Regions from separate parts of the Homo sapiens genome. Here region 1 is linked to region 2. The links are chromatin loops, found by intact Hi-C in ENCODE. Cell type or tissue: IMR-90. All regions are shown on one strand. Each heading gives the region's core, and the rest is flanking DNA. Links, peaks and the distances in the headings are about the cores only. Region 1 overlaps SLC7A11 (solute carrier family 7 member 11). Region 2 has its middle 180 kb from the start of LINC00498.

Region 1 (2,921 bases), core at 121-2,620, 310 kb before region 2:
GCAACAGCGCAGATAATCCCATGAAATTAGAGGTGACATGCTGTGAAGTACGGACGACCGGACAGTGCTGACATTATGTGGCATCAAGAAGTACCCGACACAAATGCAATATTATGTCTTCATTTAATGCACTGGGAAAGCCAGGAAGTTACTGACCCTAATAATTTGATTCCACGTTACCAATACACATTACTTGCTTAACATAATCGCCTCTTCAGACTCTCTCCAGTTCAGGCAACTTAAACCTTCAACTGCCTGCACAAAGGCTGATCGTTTTTCAGCCATAGTGCTTATCAGCCCTCACGGAGCCTTCACCCTGCTGGGTGCCACTAATGAAGACCTCAATATAATTTCTTCCAAGATGAAAATGCAGTTCAGAATCAGGGGGGAAAAGGCACAGCCTGCCTCACTACCCAAGCTGGGTGTTTTTAGCACACTAAGTCCCAGCACATTATACCGAACAGCGATATCCCCTGTTGAAAACATGCTAGCCTAGCCAGTCAGCAACTGTCATTCATTATGCTGCTTGGAGCCTGACACTTCCCCGGATTCCCAAAGCCTTCAGCCTTGATGAGGAAACACATTGACCTCTAAATCCTGACATCCTAATATGAAAGTAGCAGATGGTCCCCTTCCCTAGTGTGAAGAGGGTCCTGTGGAATTTTCTGTTAACACTATAACATGCACTGCTAGTTGTGGTTGATAAATGCTACATTTAAGTAAAGAAAATCACTGAGCCAATCAAATATAAAAGGATAAATGGCATAAAGCAAATTAAAGATGAATTCTGTTTCTTCGTAAGAAGGGCTATTGTAAATGCAAAAGGGTAAGAAGGAGAACATGAAGGTGTATACACAGCTTTTCAACCACTCAGTGTATTATTTTGACCTTGAATCCTTTCAGCTTTTATAAGATCCCCATATGGGGAGTAAATTCTTTCTATGGAGGAGAGAGGAAGAGAGGAAAAGAAGAAGAGAAAAAGACTCTCTGTTCCTTGCAAGCATATGCTTAAGGTATATAAAGTTTCCATTGATAAAAAATGAAGTGACATTATTAATTGCAGTGAAGTAACCTATCCAAAACAGAGAGTACGGTCACATCACATGATGCTGCAAAATAGCAGAAAGAAGTAAGTCTGAAATTTGGGATTGTGGCTCTCCCAGCATAGAATTTACCTTCCCAGTCCAGCTCCTCCAAGTCAGCCCCCTGCCTGTTTCCTGCCTAGACATTACAGTCTCTCTGAGGGCCGTTTCCTAAATTGATCTAAGCAGAAGGGAACCTAGAAAATCTAACCTTCTAGGTTGGTTTCCCTTCATTCTGTTTGTTAATAACAAAAATAACAGGAGCAGCTGCTACCATTGGGCTGCTATGTGCCCAACATTTTATTAGGCACTTTACATACGTGTCTCCTTTTGTCCTTAGAAAATTCTGTGAGTTAGGAACATCAGCACATTTTATATATGAGAAAAATAAAGTCTTCGAGAGCTTAAATAACTATTTAAGGATACACAATTAGTAAGTGGAAGCCCCAGAATTCAGGTGCATACACACCCTACCTTGAAATTCGGGCATTTGGACCACCAAAGTGTATTCACTTTCAAGCATGTGGGTCCCTCAACTCTATTACTTTTAAGGAAAATCATGGTTGTTTAATATAAAGTTTATTAGAGCTTTTATCAAACTAGTATTTCTCATGTATTCTTTAACACTACAGTTTTATCTATCATAAAGAAGGGGGCAAACTGATTTCATGATTTTTATCACTTTTCTGTGTAACATGAATTGTAATGTCAAGTGAATGTTTTCAAATCGTTTCACTGTTTGGGAAATAGAATTTTAAAATTATGTATTATTTAAAAGAAAACAGAAGCTCACAATAAATTTCCCTAAAAAAACTTTTTTTTATAGAGAAGGAGGGAAGGTAACCATGCCTCAGATAAACAGAAACAGACTAACAATCTTACTATCAGCCAAATATACTACACAGATATTAGTGAGAAAAATAACAGCTTAAAATATAAACAAAGGAGAAAGAGTCTAATCTTGTTGCAATGCACAGCATATCCAGTAATTTCTCTATAATTATTCTTTTTTAAAAAAATTTTCTTTTTTTTTAAGATAGAGTCTCACTCTGTCGCCCAGACTTGAGTGCAGGGGCACAATCTCAGCTCACTGCAACTGCTGCCTCCCAAGTTCAAGCAACTCTCCTGCCTCAGCCTCCCAGTAGCTGGGATTATAGGCACCCATCACTATACCCAGCTAATTTTTTTATCTTTATTAGAGACAGGGTTTCACCATGTTGGCCAGGCTGTTCTCAAACTCCTGACCTCTAGTGATCCTCCTGCCTCGGCCTACCAAAGTGATGGGATTACAGGCATGAGCCACGACGCCCAGCTGATAATTAGATGGAATTAAGCAATAGCAAGTTGGTTGGGGTATGGCAAAATAGCCACTAGCTTCCATTCTTAGGTTCCATTTCACTTTGACAGAGGGAAGGGGGTGGGGAGGTTCTCTTGGCTGTTTTGGCATAAACAGCCATTATTGACAGAGGAGAGCAGTTGACTCCTTCAGAAGAGCTTGGTCCTACACAGTTAACTCTAGGTTTCAGGTATCAAAGTGTAAGAGCCACTGGGTGAACTGATAAAAGCTATTAGGCCATGCCTGAGCAATCTTTCTGGAGGCTTTAGACGCACAGCGCAGATAGCATTACTAGTAACCCAAGATTAAGGCAAATGGCACTTGATAATGAAGGGAATTAGAGGAAGGAACCAGTAGGCCACGGATATTTCAAAGCCTCTGTGTTCTTGTGAGGTATCCACCAATCCTAAATGCAACAAAAGCATAATTTTTAAGCTGAGTAAAAATGACTCACTCTTAACAAAATTAAGTTCTATTCTTTCTCAAATGTTAGTACATGTTTG
Region 2 (2,921 bases), core at 300-2,799:
TGGAAGTAGAGAATGTTGTCATACTGACATGAGAAGCATTATAAAAACCAGTCTTAAATGAGCCATCTCATGTTGTCATTTCATTTGCTTAAAGAGTCAGTGTCTGGGTCTACATATGTAAATTATATTAACTGAACTGGAGAGCTGCAAAAATAGTTGAATTTAAGGAACTATATTTACTCAAGCATATAATAACAGCTAATCAATTCAACTATTTTAAAACGTCTTAGAAATATGTCACATACAGACATTATATGTACTGGTATCTATGGGGGGAAATCATAATTATTTTCAAGCATGCAAGAAAGAAACACTACTTCAGTTTATCAACTTCAACAGCTTCCTATTAGAATCTCAGGAAAACTGCTCGATTATTCCTCTTCTTCCACAGGACCCCATTACAGGCCCCACGGGATCTCTCCACTATTGCTATTGTGTCTTAATTTTGTTTTAATCCTATTTTCAATCCTCCAATCCACTCCAATGTCAGCAAAGTGCTGTTGATCTTGAGAAGTCCTTTGTTGTAAATCCCACTGAGCCACTTTCTGCAGAGAAGCTCCCCCTTTGAAGACTTGCCCCAGTGGTCTTTGTGTTGGCTGCTTCACTGAAGGAAAAAGCAGCATGCCTTAGGTAAAAATTTTTTGCAGTGCCTTTTCAAACAGTATTTGTACACTTTAGTAGTCATCACAGAGTCTCTGCTGACCTAAAAGATTTGCAGCTTTATAAAAGCTGTGGCAGATGCTAAGAATATTCATCAACCCTTTTCTTCTTTTGAAACAGGCCCAAAAATGAATGACTTGTGGGCAAATATTGATTTCTTTTCCCAAAGATCAACTATTAAGCATGAAAGAACACCTAAACACAAAATCGAAAGGTTTACCTTGTCAAACTAGGACAGAACGTAGACCACCGCACTTTCCTACCTGAGGACACAAGGGCCAGGGAACAAATCAGAAATGTAATGTCTGTGGCACTTCTCTGTGAGTCTTCTCTGGCAACCGAAGCTGAATAAATGAAGCAACATAAAGCTGTGCTTCTCCAACTTAAACTTTAATGTGAGTATCAATTACCAGGGATCTTATTAAAATACAGATTCTGATTCCCTGGGTCTGGGATAGAGTCTGGTATTCTGCATTTCTGACTAGCCTCCAGGTGATACTGATTCTGCTCATCTAGGGACCTCGCTTTGAGTAGCAAGTGTTTAGGCCACTTACTAGCAGGAACTAAGCACAGTATCCTACAACAGCAAATGTCTTTCCAACAAGAAAGACGAGAGCAAATGCTGATGCCACATCTGCACTGCCTCAGAAAATAAAGAAGGGATGAGGAGCCCCCGAGTGGCACTCTGTGCCCATAAAAAGATCACATCCACATGAGAAGGATTGAGTGAGGCAATGGGGTTGGTGCAAGGAGCTCAGCAATCCCTCTGCTATGCACTGGGGGCACTTGGTTTGGTTTTCACATTACCAGCCTCAGCGAGGTGGAACAGAGGATTACAAAGGGATAATCTAAATGGCAATTGCAAGTGTATTGCTGTGGTCACCAGCACCTTTTCCATCAGTATTTTCCATTTCTCCAAAGCCATATGGAGCAGTTGATCTATTTGGGTGATTTCTTAAGAGAAAATGAACAATACATGGTCCCGAGTGGTAAGTGTAGTGAAAGTTAAAAATGATATTTTCTTTTATCCCAAAGACTCCAAAATGTTCACAGATCTTACTATTATCATAAAAATAAATGACAAAAGGGATTTAGTTCAGTTAGAAAGCATCCTGCTATTGGCCATGTAGATAAACTTAAAATAAAACACACTGTCTTCTAGCCTTCAGCAGCTTCTAGCCTTCAGCAGCTTCTAGCCTTGAGCATTGAGATAAAAGTCCAATATGAAGTTTCCTAATGATTTGAAGAGCTAGCTGTTTTAACAGAGATCATGGGAAAAGAGTTAGAAAAAGAGAGATTTCAAATCCAAAACTAAAAAAAAATAGTAGATGTATGCTTCAATAGATTTGTTCCTTTAGCATATGCTCCATTGATCTTTCTGAAATTCTTCCAGGTGAGTTACCTGCTCTGTCCAAAAGGGATCACCATCAAAAAAATAAGAAGTCTTTTTAGACTAACAATTCCCTTTAGTTGAGGCAGAGACTTTGGCCAAATTTACAAAGAAACATTTTTCACTGACTTGCCAAAGATATATATCAAGAGTATACGTAAAAATGAAAAAGAAATTAGACACAATTGTTTAAAAGCCAGTTATGAGAGCACCAAATCTACAGTGGTAGAGATTTGAGTTGGAGCCTGATTAGAAGGAGAACAGCCAAACAGAACCTGGCCTGACTTATAATATTACACCCAAAGCAGGGACAATCTAATTGGTGGGCTGAGTAGGTAGCCACCTACATGAAATAAAAGGGTTGTAGCGAATCTTCCTCTATCCCAGTCCAAAAGCATCTTTTGCCTAAAATTCCAAATTAGACACCCTATTCCTATTAATATATCCATGGGAGAAGTAACACCATAAATTCTCTTGAATCCTTAATATATTTCATTGGTTTGTTATTAGAGCCTCTTTGCATTATCTAGCCGTAGACACATTTTTTAATAGGTTTTGGGTGGAACGACCATCCTGGCTAACAAGGTGAAACCCCGTCTCTACTAAAAATACAAAAAAAAATTATCTGGGCGTGGTGGCGGGCACCTGTAGTCCCAGCTACTCGGGAGGCTGAGGCAGGAGAATGGTGTGAACCCAGGAGGTGGAGCTTGCAGTGAGCTGAGATTATGCCACTGCACTCCAGCCTGGGCAACAGAGGGAGACTCCGTCTCAAAAAAAAAAAAAAAAGTTTTGAGGGGAACAAGTGGTGTTTTGTTATATGAATAAGGTCTTTAGTGGGGATTTCTGAGATTTTGGTGCACCCACCACCCCA

Evidence for each region. Hi-C counts contacts between places; a loop is a spot of excess contacts. Peaks named below come from ENCODE experiments on the same cell type or tissue, not always from the same donor. Only the 100,000 strongest peaks of a DNase experiment are listed, where the experiment ranks them.
Region 1: it touches region 2 in a loop (3-fold over the local background); 6 of 110 quality-filtered maps call a loop at or near these places.

Annotation. Positions count from the first base shown.
Region 1 is chr4:138,185,967-138,188,887 of GRCh38, forward strand. All of the region lies in intron 6 of SLC7A11 (solute carrier family 7 member 11), which reads right to left. Among named protein-coding and RNA genes, the nearest start is that of SLC7A11, 55 kb to the right of the region's middle. In IMR-90, for the core only: no CTCF peak of the experiment used is centred there; no DNase peak of the experiment used is centred there; H3K27ac peaks cover 125 bases.
Region 2 is chr4:138,493,757-138,496,677 of GRCh38, forward strand. No RefSeq gene overlaps it. Among named protein-coding and RNA genes, the nearest start is that of LINC00498, 180 kb to the left of the region's middle. In IMR-90, for the core only: a CTCF peak has its summit at 1,354; no DNase peak of the experiment used is centred there.